2 separate regions of the Homo sapiens genome follow, and region 2 is linked to region 1. The links are chromatin loops, found by intact Hi-C in ENCODE. Cell type or tissue: endothelial cell of umbilical vein. All regions are shown on one strand. Each heading gives the region's core, and the rest is flanking DNA. Links, peaks and the distances in the headings are about the cores only. Region 1 overlaps FAM107A (family with sequence similarity 107 member A). Region 2 overlaps FAM3D (FAM3 metabolism regulating signaling molecule D).

Evidence for each region. Hi-C counts contacts between places; a loop is a spot of excess contacts. Peaks named below come from ENCODE experiments on the same cell type or tissue, not always from the same donor. Only the 100,000 strongest peaks of a DNase experiment are listed, where the experiment ranks them.
Region 2: a loop joins it to region 1, with 14 times the contacts of the local background. A loop is called at or near these places in 1 of 110 quality-filtered maps.

What each region holds. Positions count from the first base shown.
Region 1 is chr3:58,553,859-58,564,498 of GRCh38, reverse strand. It overlaps FAM107A (family with sequence similarity 107 member A), which reads left to right. Exons shown (of 4, transcript NM_001076778.3): 4 at 1-382. All of the region lies in intron 1 of LOC107984079 (a long non-coding RNA gene), which reads right to left. Among named protein-coding and RNA genes, the nearest start is that of FAM107A, 18 kb to the left of the region's middle. RefSeq lists enhancers at 1,202-2,202, 2,203-2,703, 2,704-3,204, 3,205-4,205. In endothelial cell of umbilical vein, for the core only: a CTCF peak has its summit at 3,657; a DNase peak (open chromatin) is centred at 3,578; H3K27ac peaks cover 1,662 bases.
Region 2 is chr3:58,654,550-58,665,189 of GRCh38, reverse strand. FAM3D (FAM3 metabolism regulating signaling molecule D) reads left to right here. Exons shown (of 10, transcript NM_138805.3): 2 at 9,589-9,639. The coding sequence starts at 9,627. It overlaps LOC105377109 (a long non-coding RNA gene), which reads right to left and starts at 557. Exons shown (of 3, transcript XR_940879.3): 1 at 257-557. In endothelial cell of umbilical vein, for the core only: a CTCF peak has its summit at 5,693 (motif pointing right); a DNase peak (open chromatin) is centred at 5,699; H3K27me3 peaks cover 207 bases.

The DNA of each region.
Region 1 (10,640 bases), core at 4-8,003:
GGGGTCGTCCCAACTCTGTATCTCCAGCCACTCCAACTGTGGAGGCTGTAAATCCAGATTTTCACTGTTCCAGTCTCCTTTGCAGCTTAGGATGGCTATGTGATCAGGTGTGGCCAATGAAATTGAAGAGGAAGTCTACCTGGGCTTCTGGGAAAGCTTTTCCAATAAAAGACACAGGCATGGCTAACACCTCCCTGGGCCTCTTCTTCCTACCTTGATTGAGGGTGTGATGCCTGGAGCCACAGCAGCCACTTTGCTACCATGACAAAAAGGCCAAGAGAATCACAGAGTCATTGACCCTATCATTATTTCACCAAGCCAATACCAGCCGCCATCCTTCTCCAGAATTCTTGTAAATAAAATAAATCCCTCTTTGTTTAAACCATTGTTGGTCAGTCTCTGTTACTTGCAACCAAAATCATCCCTAACTGACACAGAAGGCCAGTCCCTGCCTGTCCAAAATTACCTGCAGGCTGTGCTAAAAATCCAGATTCAACTTTCCCATCAGAAGCCTATTGGATCAGGATCCCCAGCTGCAATGCCTGGGATCTGTTTTTCTGCACCTTCCCCATATAGCCTACCTAGCATGAGTCTGAAAACTGGTACTTGGACATGACTAAAGCACACATCATTCAACAAATATTTATCGAGTTCCTGCTCCATGCCAGGATGCATGCCATAGGCTGGGACACAGTAGAGAACAAAGGTGCAGTGCCTCCCCCTCATCTGATGACTGCAGTGGTCTCCTCCCAACTGGTCTCCCCTACTGGCCTTGTCCCTACACCCTGTTCTCAACAGAGGAGCCAAAATGATCTTCCTCCAGTCTAAGGCAGAACTTGCGACTCTGCACAGAGCCCTCCCTGGGCTCCCAGTGGAGTCTCTCCTGCATTCCAGGTGGTCCTGCGAGTCCAGCTCCCTCTTAGCCTCCGACCTCCTTCCTGCACTCTCCCACTTGCTCACACAGTCCCAGTTGTGCTGGCCTCCTACCCTCTCCAGGCATGCCCCATCTCCATGCCTTTCCACCTGCTCTTCCCCAGCCAGGAGTATCCTTCCCTCCAAGAGCCTCGCGGCCCACTCCCTTGCTTTCTTCAGGTCTTTTATCACACTTCTTCTAAATGAGGTCCCCTTTAGCCACCCCATCTAAAATCTCAACTTCTGCAGTCTTCCTCTGCCTGCCTTGCCTTCTTTTTCCCCCTTACTGTTTATCACCATTGAACATATTCTATATTTTACTGATTTGTCTCGTGTGTCCCTCCTAATGATAATGTCAGCTCCATGAGGGCAAAGATTCTTGTCTATCTTGTTTACTCTGAATCCCTAGTGCACAAGGCCTAGAGAAGATGCTCAGGAAGTGTTTGTCGAATGAAAGAATGAGAAACCCCTTCTCCCTCTGCAATACACCTAGCCTTCTCCCAGGTCCAGCCCATAGCAACCAGAGAAGGCCCTACCTGCCTCCTTCCTCCACGGTTTCCACCCTGACCCACAGATATCCATTTGCTGGGAAGCCCTCATCTGCCCACTTGGGCATTCATCAATATACCTGGGCCTCACTGGCATCATGCTGGCAGGACCCGCATCAGAGCCGCATGGCTCCTGCACACCACAGGAGTGTCTAGAGAGTCAGATCATCCCTGAAGGCTGATGATGAGGCCATCACTCAAGCCTGGAGACCATGGAGAAGCAAAAGGCTGCTGCAGCAGCTCTGACTTCAGACCTCTCCCTAAACAGGGAGCCAAGACAGCAACCCCCGTTCTTGCGGGGGCCACACTCTCTCGGGTCCTGGTTTGGGTTTGCAGAATGCCCCTGTCAATGGCAAACCAGCACTAAACACAAAACCTGGGAGAGAGGGCTGACCTTAGGATGTGAAGGGACCCTCCAACCCTGGTCCTGCAGCGTGTGTGTCACAAGAGTCCTCACACCACAGGAGATTTGGCAGGGCAGCCTCACCACACTTGAGATTATACTGACTCCAAACCCTGTGAGGGTGGGACCCTGTCTGATTCTGCTCACCTTTATCCAGGGCCCTGAAAATAGTTAGGCACCCCGGAAAGTTGTGAATGGATGTCAGTAATGATCACTTTCACTCATATCTGTGTGAAGAGACCACCAAACAGGCTTTGTGTGAGCAACAAGGCTATTTATGTCACCTGGGTGCAGGCGGGCTGAGTCCGAAAAGAGAGTCAGCAAAGGGAGATGGGGTGAGGCCATTTTATAAGATTTGGGTAGGTAAAGGAAAATTACAGTCAAAGGAGGGTTGTTCTCTGGCAGGCAGGGGTGGGGGGTCACAAGGTACTCAGCGGAGGAGCTTTTGAGCCAGGATGAGCCAGGAGAAGGAATTTCACAAGGTAAAGTCATCAGTTAAGGGAGGAACAGGCCATTTTCACTTCTTTTGTCATTCCTTAGAGGCCATCTGGATGTATACGTGCAGGTCACAGGGGATACGATGGCTTAGCTTGGGCTCAGAGGTCTGACAGTCACTGCATTTATAGGGGGCCAGCAATGTCAGCACCCATGACAATCAGATGTCTTCCTCCCCACTCTGCAGATGAAGACACCTGGGCTCAGGTAAGTGAAGGGCCTTGCCAGAAGACATAAGGCAATGCCCCAGGAGAGATGTGATTCTCACCCAGAGTGACCTGTCTGCAGAGTCTGCATTCTTTCCACTACAGCCAGGCCTTGCTCCTGGAAAGTGCTCCTAGGAGGCCCCTGCACCAGCCTGACCATGCTCCATGGGATTCAGGGACCTACTTTATCTGCCATTTGTCTGTCTGAACTTGAAATACTTAACCTCTGCACTATAAAAACAGACTCGGCCGAGCGCAGTGGCTCACGCCTGTAATCCCAGCACTTTGGGAGGCTGGGGCGGGTGGATCACCTGAGGTCAGGAGTTCGAGACCAGCCTGGCCAATGTGGTGAAACCTCGTCTCTACTAAAAATACAAAAATTAGCCAGGCATGTGGCACACACCTGTAATCTCAGCTACCCAGGAGGCTGAGGCAGGAGAATCTCTGGAACCCGGGAGGCAGAGGCTGCAGTGAGCCAAGATCTTGCCACTGCACTCCAGCCTGGGCAACAGAGCGAGACTCCATCTCAAAAAAAAAAAGGACTCAGGTCAATGCAGACCTACCTTAGTTCTGGGGTGAGGAATGTCCACTTGCTGCTAAACTCCATCCCCAGATGCCCCAGACGCCTCCACCCACAAATTCAACCAGGATCAGGATCGACTGGGCACGGTGGCTCACACCTGTAATCCCAGCACGTTGGGAGGCCGAGGTGGGCGATCACTTGAGGCCAAGAGTTCAAGACCAGCCCGACCAACATGAAAAAGCCCTGTCTTTACTAAAAATACAAAAATTAGCTGGGCGTGGTGGCACGTGCCTGTAGTCCCAGCTACTTGGTGGCTGAGGCAAGAGAATCGCTTGAGTCCGGGAGGTGGAGGTTGCAGAGATCATACCACTGCATTCCACACTGTGTGAGAGAGACTCCTTCTCCAAAAAAAAAAAAGTCAGAATCTACCATTGTGATGGGATTCCTTGCATTCTTTGCATTCCCATTGCTGAGCAGTAACGTAAACAATTTGATTTTTCAGTGCCTCCAAAGACCCACTAAACCAGTAACCACCTCACTCCTGCTAGTTTCTTGCCTTACAGTGCCCCCACCTGCCAGACTTCAGAAGAACAGAACTAATTGCCTTAATCTCCTTCTGTCTGGATGTCCTAGTCAGCTCAGGCTGCCGTAACAGAACATAGACTGGGTGGCTTAAACAACAGAAATCTATTTTCATTTTCTTTTTCTTTTTCTTTTTTTTTTTTTTTTTTTTTTTGAGACAGTCTTGCTCTGTCGCCCAGGCTGGAGTGCAGTGGCACAATCTCAGCTCATTGCAACCTCCACCTCCCAGGTTCAAGCAATTCTCCTGCCTCAGCCTCCCAAGTAGCTGGGATTACAGGTGCCTGCCACCATGCCCAGCTAATTTTTGTATTTTTAGTATAGATGGGATTTCACCATGTTGCCCAGGCTGGTGTCGAACTCCTGACTTCAGGTGATCCACCTGCTTTGGCCTCCTCAGGTGCTAGAATGACAGGCGTGAGTCACCGTGCCCAGCCAGAAATGTATTTTCTCACAGTTCTGGAGGCTTAGAAGTCTAAGATCAAGGTGCCCTCATGGTTGTTTTCTGGTGAGGGCTGTCTTTCTGGCTTGCAGATGGTCACCTTCTCACTGTGTCCTCACACTGGGCGAGAGGGAGAAGAGAAAGCAAGCTCTCTGGTGTCTTTTTTATAAGGACACTAATCTCATCATGAAGGCCCCATCCTCATGACCTCAACTAACCCTGATTACCTCCAAAGGCCCCATCTCCAAATACCATGCCACTGGGGATGAGGGTTTGACATATGAATAAGGGGGAGACAAATCTTCAGTCCACAGCAAGGAGATGTTTTGAGTTGATTTTTGGCTGACACTCATCCAGAGAGGAGGACATGGGGCTGGGCTTGTTTTCCAAAGCTAGCCCTTTCATTACATGTACTCGTCTACTTCCTAGAAAGGACCTTATAGAGAGATGAGCAGGACTGCCCAATGAGGAACACCAGTCATGTTCCCAGGTTGCCTGGCAATAGCTAAGTGAGCCAGGGCTCCCTCCTCCAAGGAAGGGTTTCCCATGGGATCAGGGCACCTAAGCTCAACCTTCCCATTGTCCAAGATAAAACGCTCACTCCTCCTGCAAAGCCAACCTCAGGCATGCCCCGTAGAGGGAGAGAGCTGTGGGGGCACAGGCAGACTGGCATATCCAGGGATGCTGAAAACACTCCCCTCAACACAAACACCAGCCAGCCCTCTGCCCCCAAGTCAGTCACTTGTGTTCGTCTTAATCATTAAGCCACAGCCTGGGGCAACTGTAAATTATGAGTGTTGGTTCGGGGTTCTTGATTTTTTTTTTTTTTTTTTTTTTTTTTTGAGACAAGTTCTCACTCTGCTGCCTAGGCTGGAGATCAGTGGAACGATCATGACTCACTGTAACCTCCAACTCCTAGGCTCAACCAATCCTCCTGCCTCAGCCTCCCAAGTAGCTGGAACTACAGGTGCACACCACCACATCCAGCTAACTTTTTTTCTTTTTTCTTTTTTTTTAGAGATAGGAGTCTTGTGATGTTGCCTAGGCTGGTCTCAAACTCCTGGGCACAAGCGATCCTCCCACCTTAGCCTCCCCAAAGTGCTGGGATTACAGGCGAGAGCCACCATGCCAGCCTGATTAAAGGGTGATCACAGAGTAAAAGAAGGGCTTTGTAATGGGAAGATGGGAAACAGAAAATTATTTCAGAATTCCAGTTTGTTTTGGTTTTTGTTTTGTTTTTTTGTGACAAAGTCTCACTCTGTTGCCCAGGCTAGAATGCAGCTGCAACCTCCACCTCCCAAGTTCAAGCAATTCTCGTGCCTCAGCCTGCCGAGTAGTTGGGATTACAGGCATGTGCCACCATGCCCAGCTAATTTTTGTATTTTTAGTAGAGATGGGGTTTTGCCATGTTGGCCAGGTTGGTCTCGAACTCCTGACCTCAAGTGATTCGCCCACCTCGGCCTCCCAAAGTGCTGGGATTACAGGCGCGAGCCACTGTGCCTGGTCCAGAACCCCAATTTGAAGAGAATTAGCATGACTGAGTAAAACAAAGAAGGCCTGAGCCTCCCAGAAGGCAAGGCAGAAAAGGAAATCCAATCTTTATCTATAAACATAGAAGGAGTCATAGAAAGCAGAACAATTCAGTGATTTTCAAATTTTGCTTCATGGGGGAAGTGAGGAGTGACACCAAGCCATTTATAATCTCCTTGCCCTCATCACCACTTTTCTCAACTTTAATTAGAGCAGCTCAATGTTTGTTTCCATGTATTTCCATTTAAACACAGATCCCATGGCCAAAAAAAGACAAAAACCAGGCTGGACACACTGGCTCATGCCTGTAATCCCAACACTTTGGGAGGCCGAGGCAGGCAGATCATGAGGTCAGGAGATCAAGACCATCCTGGCCAACATGGTGAAACCCTGTCTCTACTAAAATGCGAAAAACTAGCGGGCGCGGTGGCAGGCGCCTGTAGTCCCAGCTACTCAGGAGGCTGAGGCAGGGGAATCGCTTGAACGCGGGAGGCAGAGCTTGCAGTGAGCCAAGATCATGCCACTACACCCCAGCCTGGTGACAGAGCGAGACTCCGTCTCAAAAAAAAAAAAAAAAAAAAAAAAAAGACAAAAACCAGAAAAATTCCAAAACCTAGCTTCAAATCCTGTCTCGACCATCCACTAGCAACAATTTTAGGAAAAACTGCACTTCAGTTTCCTAAACTGTAAAACAGATGTCAAAGTACTTACTCCACAGGGTCTTCCGAATTAAATGAGAGTTTGTTTGTAAAGCAATGAGGCCTAGGCCTGGAATATAGTAAGAACTCAACCTATAGTGGCTGTCAAAGGATATGTCCCCCCAAAGTATCCTCTTTGACGTAAAATTATTTTTGAGTTGAAGGCAATTAAGAAGCAGCAAACACAGGAAAACTCCCTCCACCCTCCCCCTTATCTGCCTAGAGGCAGGATATAAATTCACCTTTACTGGAGACAACTCTAGACTCCTAAGAGCTCAGAGATGGCACCAGAGGAATCTGCAAGGAAACCTCACTCCAGTGGTTTCCTCCCATATATTTACCTTCCTGAGCTTCCAGCTGTTGGAAGCCTAAAACTGCTTACCTTTGTCCTGTCATTTCTCCACAGATTTATTGTTCTTTGTTGAAGAGGTTACATAAGCCAGAGTTCTAAGCTACTGCTTTGAGTTACTTTTCACTGAAGTTGCGGCCACGTGATATGCATTGCACGCGTCACTAAACTGTTTTTCTCGTCAATCTGTCTTGTTACAGGGGTCCGTCCCAACTAAGAACTCATGAGGATTGAGGAAAAATTCTTTTCCTAGCTGTAGCAAAAATTATTTTGCTCCACTGTTATTAGCAATCATGCAGGCTTGCCAGAAAAGAAAAACTTCTTTTTAACATAAAATGCCAAGAGGAATCAGAGCTCAAATCTGCCCGAGAAAGGACATTAATTACATAATGTTCTGTTTTCAAAACAGCATTTTTATGGGAAAGGCAGGAACATTCTTCCTGTGATTCTATATTGCTAAAATCCCAGGTGAACTGCTCAGCTCTGGTCCTGCTGGGGCAGTGGGGTGGGGAGACAAGAGCTAATTCTATGGCCCAGACCTGGATTCAAGCCCCAGCTCTGCCACTTATTTGTCACAAGCCTGGGCAACTTGCTGAACCTCATTTTCCATTTTAAACATCTGTGACAAGGGTAATGAGAGCGCACTCATTGAACATCTAGTGCCTGTGCCAGGAACTGTGCTCAGCACTTTATATGAATTCTCTCATTTAATCCCCAAGACTGTCATTACCCCCATTTTATCTGAACCCACATCTGTCTGGCTTTATTATCCTGGCAGCACTCGCTGGTGGAGGCTGCAGGAGGATGTTTTGCAAAGCACCCACATTCAAGCTTTCCCATCTGTCACCAGAAATATTCTGCAAGCATGCTGAGGCCAAACAGCCTTCCCCCTTCCTCCTTCCCTGCCGGCAGGCAGCCCCGCCTTTACCAATCTGGCAGAGTAGGCCCCTGGGACAAGAATCCCAGCCCCATCTCACTCACGGCTCTTAGAAAAGACAGTGGCTGGCCAGGCGTGGTGGCTCACACCTATAATCCCAGCACTTTGGGAGGCCAAGCAGGTGGATCGCCTGAGGTCAGAAGCTCGAGACCAGCCTGTCTAACATAGTGAAACGCCATCTCTACTAAAAACACAAAAATTAGCCAGGCATGGTGATGGGTGTCTGAAATCCCAGCTACTCAGGAGGCTGAAGCAGGAGAATTGCTTGAACCCAAGAGGCGGAGGTTGCAGTGAGCTGAGATCGTGCCACTGCACTCCAGCCTGGGTGACAGAGCAAGACTCCATCTCAAAAAAAAAAAAAAAGAAGAAGAAAGAAAAAGAAAAAAAGAAAAGACAGTGGCCAAATGGGGCACAGAAGTCCACATCTCTGCCCTTAGCTCAGGAAACTGGGGGAAGGAGAGAGATATGTGTTGAGGATGGTTATGTGTCCAGCAGTTTCTGGGACATTTACACCAGTGCCTAGTGCAGGGCTGGACACATTTCAAGGATGGCACTTCCTTCTCCCTCCCTCGCTCTCTCTTTTATGGATATCTTGACAAAGTGACACAGCACGATTATTAACAGCTTAGGCTACAAATTCGCGCAGACTTTAGATTCTTGGGAAAGGTAGGGGATCCAGCTCTGGCACCCCCACAGCTGGTGACCCGGGACAAGTGACTTAACATCTCTGAGTTCCTCATCTGTCAAATGGTAGTTCCAAGAGTACCAGCCTCAAAGATTGTTAGAGGACTTAGTTAACAAGCATAAAGTACTTGGCAAGCACCAAGCACAGGGCCAGCACTCAGGGAAAGTTCATTATCATCCTCTTCCTGTCCCTGGTAGCTCCATTCCCTCATGTCTCTTGCTGACCAGACCCTTCCAGGTCCTGTGTCCACTCACTTACTTTTCTCAGTCCCTAAACTTGTCTGACATCCATCCCTCCCCAATGGCTGGCCCACCTCAAGACCCCCTGCCCTTCTCCCAGCCCTTATTTTTTGGGGGGAGGTATCACCTCACACCTTCTGACACCAGCTCCGAGTGCCCCCATATTATCTAACCTTTTCACTGTTATTTTAAAACAACTCCTGGGAATTTCTCTTCTGCTTGAGTCTGCTAACCCCAAACCCCAAAAAGCCAAGGGCATGGGTGTAGCATGGCTTCCCCTATCTGGTTCTCCTCTCCAGAGAAGACTCTGCCTCTAAGCCCCCTTGTCCTTAGGCAGAGTCCTGTGACTCGTTCTGGTCAATGAAATAGGAGCAGGAGTGTGATGAGGGTCACTTCTGGGCTGAGGCAGTGAGAAGACCCAGGGATCCTCAGGTCTCCCTCTTCCCCTTGGTGGCAAGTGCAGAGGCTGAGCATTAAGATGGAGAAGCATAAAGTCAAGCAGGCTGGCTCACTAACTCACCACACAGAGGACAGCTGTCCTGATGCTTATTATGCCAGCAGTGGACTTGGCATGAGGGAGGAAAAAACTTGTGTTTAGCCACTCAGATTTGGGAGTGCTGTATTACTGCAGCACAGTCTAGCTCATTCTGCCTAACGAAGTAACACAAGCTAAAGTCCCAAAAGCCTAAGGAATTTCTATATTGGAGTACATAGCTAGAAAAAAAAATGGGTAACATTGGATACGATGTTTTAAACAAGTAAATAAATGGAATAAATGCTAATTTAACTCAAAATATGTGATTTATTCCAAGAAAATTAATAAAACACGAATAGGAATAAAAGACACTACAGGGAAAGAATGAAAGACAAATGTGCTTTTCTGCGTGAGGAAGATGAACCGACATTGTCAAGTCTGTCTGTTAATCTAGGGAGATTTTAATCTTTATTAGATTTTAAGGCCAGGTATGGTGGCTCATGCCTGTAATCCCAGAACTTTGGGAGGCCGAGGTGGGTGGATCACCTGAGGTCGGGAGTTAGAGACCAGCCTGGCCAACATGGTGAAATCCCGTCTCTACTAAAAATACAAAAATTAGCTGGGTGTGGTGGTGAGCACCTGTAATCCCAGCTACTTGGGAGGCTGAGGCAGGAGAATTACTTTAACCCAGGAGGCGGAGGTTGCAGTGAGCCAAAATCATGCCACTGCACTCCAGCCTGGGTGACAGAGAAAGACCTCGTCTCAGAAAAAAAAAAAGAAAAAGAGAGAGAAGCTAAATGTTAATAGCCAAGACAATGGGGAAACTGTCTTCAGGGCATGTCCAAGACCATCACAGCAGCCCCTCCCATCACAGGCCCAGAAGCCTAGGAGGGAAAAATGGTTTCATGGATCATGCCCAGAGCCCTACTGCTCTGTGTAGGCTCAGGATATGGTGTCCCAGCTGCTCCAGCTCCAGCCACAGCTAAAGGGGGCCAAGGTACAGCTTGGGTCATCACTTCAGAGGAAGCAAGCCCCAGGCCTTGGCAACTTCCATATGGTGTTGGGCCTGTAGGTGTGCAGAAGGTGAGAATTGAGCTTTGGGAACCTCCACCTAGATTTCAGAGGATGTATGGAAACAAATGGATGTCCACGCAGAAGTCTGCTGCAGGGGCAGAGCCCTCATGGAAAACCTCTACTAGGGCAGGCAGAGAGAAAATGTGGGGTTGGAGCCCCTACACAGAGTCCCCACTGGAGCACTGCCTAGTGAAGCTGTAAAAAGGGGGCCACCATACTCCAAACCCCAGAATGGTAGATCCACCAACAGCTGCACCATCCACTTGGAAAAACCACAGACACTCAATGCCAGCCCATGAAAGCACCCGCAGGGGCTGTACCCTGCAGAGCCACAGGGGCGGGACTGCCCAATGCCTCGGAAGCCCACCCTTTGTATCAGTGTGGCCTGGATGTGAGACATGGAGTCAAAGGAGATTATTTTGGAGCTTTAAGATTTGGCTGGGCACGGTGGCTCACGCCTGTAATCCCAGCACTTTGGGAGGCCGAGGCGGGGGGATCAGGAGGTCAGGAGATTGAGACCATCCTGGCTAACACGGTGAAACCCC
Region 2 (10,640 bases), core at 1,442-9,441, 99 kb before region 1:
CATCTGCCTGTCTGCCCTTGGGCACCTGGAGGTTTAGGGGCTTCTGTCTTATGGCCATGGTGTGCACACCTCTTCCTGAGCTCAACTCCATCTTTACACACAGACCCTGCTGCTTCCCATAGGAATGTTGAAGCCTCCAGAACCCAGGGGCCTAACTTCCTCATTGGCACTTCCCTGCGGTGGGGGATGCTCGAAGTCATCATTTGCCAACATTTCCTGGTGCTGGGGCAGCTGCTCCCCCTTGGAGGAGACCTACCTGTCTACTACTGGCAGTCCTGGTGAGACTTCAAGTGGGCAGCCGACAAGCCTGCCTGGGGGACTGGCAGCCCCCACCCAGCCTGCAGTCCCAGAGGGCAGGTGCCCTGGAGCGGAGCAGACATTTCCTACAGTTGGTGCCAATCCCTTGCTTCTGGAGGCTCAGAGGTTTGCTCCCCCAAGGGTGTGGCCTGGGGAGACAAAGACATAGAGGTTGTGGGGAGAGCAACCCTGCCTTTGGCATTTGAATCCCAGTTCTGCCCTTTTTCCAACCATGTGACCTTAGGCAAGTTGCCTATCTTATTGGCTTGTCTGACCCTCCCTTATCTCAAAAGAATGAGGACGGTAATAAGTTCTTTGGGATTTGACAGTGTGCATTTTGAAAAAGACAATGTGTGCAAAGCATCTACCATGATGCTTGCCACGTAGTAGGTGCACAATATAGGACAGTGCTGTTGTCCAAGCTGTGCACCTTCTATGCACCAGGCAGTCTGCATGGAACTGGGCATTCAGAAATGATTAGACACTGTCTCAGGAAGTTCACAGCCTATCAGATAAATTAGTCACATCAATGATTGAGAGTAAAAGGAGTCAGGGACTGCACTGTACAAGAGATGTGAACAAGTTCTACGTAATCAGTACAAACAGCAGTCCCAAAACTGGGCAACGCATATGGAGGGTTGACTGTGTCTATAGAATGGTGCCAAGTACTGTACATGGATTAGCTGGTTTAAATACAATAACTTTGCATGGGAGGTCTTATCATCCCCATTTTGCAGTGAACTACTGAGGCCTAAGGAGGTGAGGTAACCTGCCCAAGGTGGCAAGGCTATGAACGGTAGAGAGAAGCTTTATGGCCAGGCAGTCCAGCTCCAGGATCCATGCTGTTGGCCACCACACTCCTCTCCCTCCGACATGCACACACATCGCAGAGGGAATGATCTAGGCCTGCACAGGCTGCAGAAGGGGGACCTCACAAAGGAGGCCACATTCCACAAAGTATGGAATTCCTCTGGCGAGGACAGGTGAGGGCAGCCCTGGTGGAGAAATCCCTGTGAGCAGAGGCATGGAGCTGGGAGCTGGGAGCTGGGAGTCACCCAGCAGGGCCGGGGAGAGGCTGGGAGCCAGGCACAAAACCAAGGCCTTGGACCTTTCTGCAGGTACAACTGGTTCTGTGTTGGAGGAATGTTCTGGTGAAAATGACAGGAGCAGTGTGGCTTCTGGTATGGAAGCCATCAGGAAGGAGGCTGTTGCTGAAGACACAGAGAAAAAGCCAAGAGTTGGCCCGATTCTTTAGGTCCCATGAGGACTGAAGTGTTCAAACCTCAGGAGGGAAGGGGTAGGGTGGGAGTGTAATCCGAGTCTTTCTTGCAGATGTAACTGTAGTTTGAAATGGGAAAATCATGTATCAGGTAGGACTTTTCTGGGTGCAAGTGACAGAAACCAGCTCAAACCAGCCCAACAAGTAAAGGACAGGTATTGACATACACAACAGAAAAGTCCAGAGATAATTCTGACTTCAAGAAGGCAGATCTGGGGGCTCACATGACACCCCCGGCACTCTGTGTCCATCTCTGGGAGCCTTTTCTCCATGTTGTTCTATGCTCAGACAGCCTGTGTTCATGTGGTGGCAAAGATATACATAACATCTCCAGTTCAGAGTCATCTCAACTTAGCCACTCCAGCAGAAAGGCAGCTCCTCTCTCCTGGAAAGTCCTTCAAAAGTGGTAGGAGGAGACCAGGCATGGTGGCCCAGGCCTGTAATCCCAGCACTTCAGGAGGCCAAGGCAGGTGGATCACTTGAGGTCAGGAGTTTGAGACCAGCCTGGCCAACATGTTGAAAGCTTGTCTCTACTAAAAATACAATAATTAGCTGGGCATGGGGGCGGATGCCTGTAGTCCCAGCTACTGGGGAGGCTGAGGCAGGAGAATCGCTTGAACTCGGGAGGCGGAGGTTGCAGTGAGCTGAGATCGCCACTGCACTCCAGCCTGGGCAACAGAGCAAGATTCCATTTCAAAAACAAACAAAAAGTGCTAGGAAGGCTCTGGTCTTCTTGGCTTGGGCCACCAGCCCGTGTCTGACCCCATCTCTGCAACCCAGAGATAGATCATACTCATCTGCTAAGCCAGGACCACAGAGTCACCCCTGGAGCCAGAGAAGGGAGTAACCCCCACCAACTGCCTCGGAGGGAGGGGTTGATTCCCAAAGGAAAATTAGGGTGGTCAGCAGAAGAAGGGGGAACAGATGTCCACCACCCCAACTCCAACTGCCCCTACTTTATTACACTACTGTTAGCAAAGTCACAGATGGCATACCACATAAGTCATTCTACTTATGTGACTCTGGACCAGCCACTTACTCTCTCTAAAGCTCTTTCCTCACTGGTAAATGCAGTTAAGAAAAAGAATCTGCCAATAAGATTGTTGGGAAAATTAAATGAAAAGACACAGGGCTTAATATTGGCAGAATACTAATAATACCTATTAGAATTATTATTGTGATTGTTATTAAGATTATTACTTCTTCAGTGAGATCTCCTGATCCCGTGCCTTCCTAGGCAAGACTTATCTCTTAATGGCTTCCCAAGCCACCATCGACTTTGTTGTGGAGGCCACCACGTTGGTTAATTAAAGAGGTCAAGACCCAGCTGTCTCAGACGGAAATGAATAAATTACCCACTGGGCGGGAGGTGAATCTCTTCATGCTTCATGCTTGGCCTGCTGAAGTGATTCCAATAGGCCAGCAGCAGGCCTGCAGGGGCCAGGGGGTGAACCCAGATACTCCACCCAGCCCCACCCTGATCCAGTTTGTCCTCTCTGGGGAAAACACACCCAGCTCTCAGCAAAGAGAAATTCTGGGGCACAAACTGGCCTCTGGGGCTAATGGACCTGCAGATGTCCAGTATCCTGAGATTTCCCCCATCCCCTCAGACACTGGAGGGCAGGGAAGGGGCTGAATGTCTGTCCAGATGGCTTCCTCTCTCTCCAGCTGCTCTGCTGGGACCTGGAGGAACCCATTTTCCATGTGGAGCACACCCTGTTCTTCAGCCTATTTCTGCCTCCTTGAGAAGGGGGATGGAGGGTGCGAGGAGCATCTCCAAGGGAGAGGGCAAGAAAGCCTGCTTGATTAACAACTGTTACTTGCAGAGCACTTCCTCTGTGCCAGGTGTTGGGTTTTGGGTGCATTCTTGCCTTTAATCTTCACTAAATTAGAGATCGTGATGGCCATGTGAAAGGAAGCTGAGGCCGAGAGAGGACTGTGTCCACGCTCCCATGACAGGACCTAGATGGGCACCAAAGCCCCCACTCTTAGCCACCACGTTATACAGACTCCCAATTCCCAGGCCACACGAGGCCTCTGCAAAGTCGAAGGGTGCAAATATGACTGGAGCTGCCACTTACTGAGGGTGACCTGGGTGCCAGGTACTGAGCGTGGCACCTTCAGAGGATGATCTGTCAGGTGAATGGGAGGAAAGTCTCCCTAAAACCTATCTGAGGAGAGGAGAGAGGTGGCTGACCCCTGCCAAGAAAGCAGAGCTCATGGAGCCACCCCCCGAGGAGGGTACTGGCTGGTGAGAGACATGGGGGTGGGAGAACAGAATCTTAGAAACTCACTCTTATCCCATGGGAGGCTCCCTTCTCCCTCACCTTGGCTGAGCCAAAGACAGGCAGGCTGAAGCTCAGCAAAAGGAACACCCGAGGCTCGGGTCTACCTAGAGCTAAAAGAGGCCACACCCAGGGCACAGGTGGGCAAACAACAGCCCGCAGGTCAAATGCAGCGGCCACATGTTTTTATAAATAAAGTTTTATTGGAACACAGTTACATGTATTCATTTATATATTGTCTGTGGCTGCTTTCCTCCTACAAAGGCAGAGTTGAGTAGTTGTAACAGAACATACGGCCTGCCAAGCCCAAAATATTTACTATGTGATCCTTTACAACTTGTGCTTGAGTTGGGCAAAGTGGTTAAGAATGTGTGGTCTCCTGACACATATCGCCTGGGTTTATTTCTGGGATCTTTTCTATCTTTGACTCTTGCCAGCTATGTGACTTGACCGCCGTGCCTCAGTTTCCCTTACTTCTTCATTGAGCTGTTGTAAGATTAAACAAGTTAAAATAAGTCAGAGTCTCAGGGTAGTATCTGGCATGTGGCGTTTGTTGTCTTATTCTGGGAAGTACCCTAGGAACTTGAGGAGTAAAAACCCTAAAAATCCTGCACATTTTCGTGTCTTCTTGCATTTCCCGCCATGCAGCTCTGACTGGCCCAATAATTCTACCATTGGCCAGAGCTGGAGAAAACCATTAACACCAATAAATAAAATTAAAACAGGGCATAATGGGAATAATGGGCTTCTTTCCTTCCAAAATAAATGTCACTGGAACAAATTGTTCAAACCACTAGTCTTATTGTTTATGGATTTATTCGCTGTTTATCTCCCCGTCTGTATTGGCGACATGATCAATAATTGCCCATAAATATTGGGCGTTTATAAGAAGGACCATTTAGAGGATGAAAGGGGGCCTCTGGTTACTTTGATTCCTTCACACAGGCCTGGGTCACAATTGCGGGTGTTCAGGATGGCTTTTGGGGGTGATGGGAGACTCATAGCAAGGGGCAACTGGGTCTAGGCAGGGTTGCACACCCCCTGCTTCAGGGCAGGACCCATGGCAGTGCCCTGACTCACGTGCATGCATGCCTACATGTGTGCCTGTGTGTCTGTTAATATGCCAGCCACTTCCAGTCTCTGAGTGTCTCTGTTTCTTTTTCATTCTCTTTGTCTCTCTACCTCAGTCTTGTCTCTTTCTTTTGAAGTCTGTCTCCCTCAGCCCTGTCACTATCTCTGTAGAGTTTCCATCTCCCGCACTCATGCACACAGAATTCACCCCCTGCTATGAAGCCTTGCCCAAGCAGCATTGCTGGTAGAGACAAGTGGAGCAGAAAGGAGCCTGAAGAGGAAGAACTGATGGAACCCCTCTGCCTCTGGTGACCACACTCTGTCTGCAGAATTTCCCGGGATAATGAGGAAAAGAGCTGGACTTGGATTTCCAGAAGAGACTAGTTAGGTCCTAGAGTCTGAGCATGTCTTCTGGGCAGACTTCTACTTCGGAGAAAAATGTTAGTAATGAGGTGAAAAAAAAAGAAGTCATTTAGATGGAGGGAGCAGCTCCTAGCTTTTTACCTCCCAGTTTCCTTTCCCAAACGGAAACCCACTTCCTTCCTTCCAACAACATTTACTGCACACCTACTGTGTGCCTCGGTGCTAGCATCCGGCCGCGGACGAAGAAAGCCTTTGAGAGCCACTCCCTGGAGGGGAAGCTGGCCTGAAAATCAGGGCTGACTGTGAAGGCTGACAAGGTGCTTTCACGGAGAGATTCACAGAATGCCGGGCCAGGAGCCAGGATTTAAGCAGGGAAAATAGTCACTTCTTTCTCCACCAGGGTGCACTGCTCCACCTTCTCAGCCTGGAGAGACAGCATCTCTTTCTCTGTCCATCTTGGCTCTGGGACAGGTCATGGTTGAGATTAAAGGCCCTGTGTACAGAAGGCCGCAGGCAACAGGAAGTGCTGACATCCCGGCTCCTGTAGGGCCTTTAAGAAATGTCACAGACCGGCAGGCAGAAAGGAGCTGTGATGGCATTTTGGGTCTGCAGAAAGAGCAAACATCCGTATAGGAATCGTGCCCTGGAGGTGCACTAGCGAGAGGCAGCAGAGTGAAGGGGGCCTGTCAACAGGGAAGAGATGAGTGGACCCTGCCAGGACGGCGGACCCCTTCCAGACAGGTGGCCTCACTGCCCAACATCCCTTCCAGGACAGGTAGATAGCATCACCTTCTTTTCACAAAGGAAGAAATCAAAGCCTGGAGAGATGTGCGGAAAAACACACAACTAGTAAGTGGCAAACCCAGGTCTGTCTGATCCACAAATTCGTTCTCTTCTCCCAGTATCACAGGTTTTCGCTGCCTGATGCTTTTAAGACCAAGATCACATGCATTGCCCCAGCTGCTCTGCCCCTGTATTTGCATCTGCTGGCAGGACACGTCTACCACAGGAGGGATGCACCGTAGTGGTTGAGGATGGGACCTCAGTAGCCCCAGACTTATCACATCTAGCTTAGCATCTCCAGGGAGAAGAGAGCCTCTCTCTCCCCAGTTTCCCATACATCAATTGCAGGGAAAAGTCTGGTTGGCCTTGCTTGGGTCACATGCTCACTCCTGAACCAATCACAGGGAAATTGCAAAGCTCTGATTGGCCAGACCCTTATGACAGGGCGGGTGCCATGATGGATGTGCTCCCATCCAGGACCACAGGTAGGTGTTGAACCTTGACTCAGAGAGTCAGGGAAGGCTTCCCAGAAGTGATTTCTCCAATGAGACCTGAAGGATTCCAGACAAAGGAGTATTCCAGACAAAGAAATAGGAGAACCGTATTCAGACAGAGGGACTCGCAAGTGCAAAGGCCCGGGGCTGCTCCAGAACTTGTCTTGCTCACAGCCCTATCTCCCCCAATCTTCCCAGGGATGCTCAGGGAATGCTTTGGAAATGAGCTCCACAACTGACTGTGTGGCCCTAGACAAGTGACTTGCCCTTTCTGAACTTCAACTTTCTTCTCTATCTGGTGGTTTAATCATTCTAACCTTCCAGGACGATGCAAGAATTCAATTCATTCAGTTTCCAAATATTCATCCAGCACTTCCTCAATGCCCCGCATCCTAGGCCTGCCATTGAAAAGAGAGGCTTGGGGCTTACACACACGGCTGACCTGCAGTCAGAAATGAGAAGGGAGCTATGGGGAAGGGCAGTTCAGAGGAAGAGGTCCAAGGACAGTGAGGACAGACAATGGGAGGAACGGGGTGGCTTGCAGTGATTCATGCCTTCACCAACCCCACCTTGTCCCCAGACCTGCCCCCTCCCTTTCCACTGCCACTTGCACATACACCACCCCTAAGCGGACTTAGCCATGCTAGGCTGGCTAGGTAAGCATCCAGGGCAATAGAACTTTTCTCCTCGTTCCTTTGCCGGGCAACTTTGTAACCTGAATAACAGGTTGGGACAATCTCCAACAGGAAGGAGAAAACACACTCTTTTGGGTTTGGGTGGCTACAGAGGGATTCTTGCTCCACCCTGTGTACCTGCTCCGAGTGTCTTTCCCCCTCCCCACCCCAGCAGGCCAGTCCTGGGCCCCAGCTCCAGAGCACTCACGGGCTGCCAGGGTGAGCAGGCTAGAAACTCACGACACCAGGTAGCTCTGCAGGTGCTGGGAGGGCAACTCAGCCCAGAGGAAGAGCAGGCTGGGGAGCCCTCACCGCCCAATGGGGACTGACCCCTGGCCCCTGCCCCTCTCCACCCCACTGCCCTGAAGCCAGATTTCCTGCTCAGCATGGACAGGACAGCAAGAGGCTAACCCTCTGCCCAGGTGTGTGTCCCCTACCCTCTGTCTCTGTCCCTATCTCTCTTGTCTGTCTCTGAGTGTTTCTCTTTGAATCTGTGTGTGCGCATATTAAAAGTACTTGTTGTGTCTCCCTCTTCTCATTCTCTCTCTCTCTCTCTCTCTTCCCCACCACCCCGCCCCTTCTCTCCGTCTCCCCCTTCAACTCTGTCCCAGACTGGAGTGTCTCTGTACACACCCTCTGTGAATATTCATGTCTGTCTGTCCATCCAACCCCATCTCTCTGACCCTGTCCCTGTCCTTCCATCCTGTCCGGCCACCGACTCTCCTGGCTCCTCTAACATGGGGTTCCTCCGAGTGTCTTTTGAGTCTCATCCAAGAACCTAGGTTCCTGGACTGTAGGTCGCATCCAAAGCGTAGTCGTGATCATAATATATTTTTTATCTGGAAAAAAGAAGCTGGTAATCTGAATTTCAGGAAGTTAAAGTTCCACAATTTTTCTGTGGGTAGAGCCAGGTGACAGCTTGGTTTTCTAATCTGGAAGGCCCTAGAGGAGTAGGATCAGGGTGGTGGGAGGACTGTTACAATTCACAAGAGGAGGTGTGGTTTTGCAGTTGCTGCTGCTGTTGCTGTTATTGTTGCTTAAACATTAAGGACTGGTTCAGCCCGAGCACCTCTCAATGTACATATGGAGGGCCAAGGAGGCGAATAGACTTGCTCAAGGTTGAAGAGGGTGTTGGGGGCTGTGCCAGGCATGAGCCCAGTCTCCTGTCTCAGGTCTGAGCCTTTGGCAGTTGAACTTTGGAGACCATGTCTGTTGAGATGGATTTTTAGGATAAAGACTCTGGGGTGGGCAGGGGACAGGAAGAGTTGTGGGAGAGGTCATCACAGTCAGAGAAGGTTACCTGCTGCCTTGGAGCTGGTGTGGGAAGTCTGGGACCAAAGACCTCCTGTCCTCTAAGTCTCCACAGACCTTCTGGGGGTTTCAAAGCTGCAAATCACTGGTAACTGCCCAGCACCTGGGGGGTGACACAGGGGGAGGTGAAGAGAAAGATGACCCTGCCCTGCTCAGAACTGAATAAGGGAGAAAACTTTGGTTTCAACCCTCCTCTGAGATAAAAATTCTTGGCAGTGAGACCGCAGTAGGACAGATGAAGAGGGGTTTCAGGGAGTGTTCAGCAGCCAGAAACCTGCATCCAAATTCTGGCTCTCACCCTTGCAAGCTGAATAACCCTGAACTTAGCCATGGTGGGTCTTGCTTACTCATCCCTAACATGGGGGTTGTGAGGATTAAAGAGATAATGCATAGATGGCACCTGGCACAAAGTCACCTGCAATACGTGAGTTGTGATTACTCTTTATCTTGGTACAATAAACAAAGATCGATTGGGCTTCTGCTCCCTGATGGTTTCACTGCAGCTAGCTAGCTCAACCTCCCTGGCTGGCTGGTAGGAAGGAAGGAAGGAAGGGAAGGAGGGCTAAATAGACAGCTGAAAGGATGGATGGACAGGTAGATAGAGGATAGACAGATGGATGGAAAAGTGAACAGATAGAGGATGGATGGATGGAAGGATGGATTAATCAACTGATGGGTTGATGAATGGATGGGTGAAGAGATGGATGAACAAATGGATAGATGGATAAGTGAATAAATCAAATCTCCCAAAAGACAGTGGCTTACCAGACTACACCTTCCTCTACTTTCTAATCTCTGCACTTCAAAAAAACATGGAGAATTGAATATAAAACTCCAGGGGCAAGAGTGAAGGAGACATGGAGGCAGACAGGAAAGGAGGAAAATTGCCCTCTTGTTCATATGGCAGGTGGTGAGGAACCCAACTGAAAGAATTATGATCTCCACAGTTAGAGGTCCCTTTCCCTCATCTTCAGGCTTGATCACTTGCAGACCTGATGCCAGTTTCCGACTGGATTTTCTTCTCTCCATAGGTGGAAGCTGACCCCAAGCCACCCTTCACCTGGACAGGATGAGAGTGTCAGGTAGGCTCTGAAATTGGTTTTGGAGTCATTTTTCTGTCAGCTGTGTCCACCCATCCTGGGCTCACAGTGATTTGGCTGTATCTGTTCTCAAATGGTCAGGCCCGAATTCCAGGAGGAAAGCAATCCAGGGGAGGCTGGAAGAGTAGAAGAGGCGACTTCCTGTCTCTAGGCTGAAAGGCATGAGGAACTTTTGCACAGAGGCCCCACATGGCTGGGATCATTGAGACTGCCCATCTTGGAAACACTTGGCCTGGTTGGAAATTAGAGACAAAAATATTTACCTCGAGGAGGGCTATTCTAGAATTTTTATACCATAAAAATTCTAGAGGGAGGCAAAGGCCTTCTAGTCCACACCCTCATACTGTATCCCCCTTTGTACAGATAGGGAAACTGAGGCAGCAGACACGAAATGCACCTGCCTCATTTACATTCTAGAACAGCTGTAAGGAGTCAGGGGCACAGGGTTTTGAAGTCGGCTTACTTCTCTGGGTGTAAACCCCACTTTTGACACTTACTAGCCAAGTGACAGTGGGGAAGTGACCGCCTCTCAGTTTCCTCATATGTAAAATGGGAATAATCAATGTATCCAGCACATAGGGTTACTCAGAGAATGAACTGAGATAATGTATTCAAAAGTTGCTCACATGGTGCCTGGCACAAAATTGAGTGCTGGGTGAACATGAGCTGATACCCAAGAGGAATTCTGGGTGCCTAGATCCGTGCTGTGCCATTGAAGACCAGGGATCCCCACAGACCTGCATCCCACCCCACAGGACCCGGCGGGCCTTCTCCCCAGCCTGAGTAGTCAGAGACTAGTTCAAGGCTCTAGAGCTGAATTCGGGGCTGGGGAGCAGGGGAGATGCCAACAGGGAGGTCAGAGGGAGGGGTGCCACAGCTGGGCCTGTGCCTCAAGAGTCAGAGCAGAATGGGTGGGTCTGATTCAGAAGGTAGCAGGGATGTGAAATGGAGCCTGCTTTCCGGTCCCTGTAAAGAAAGGGAAC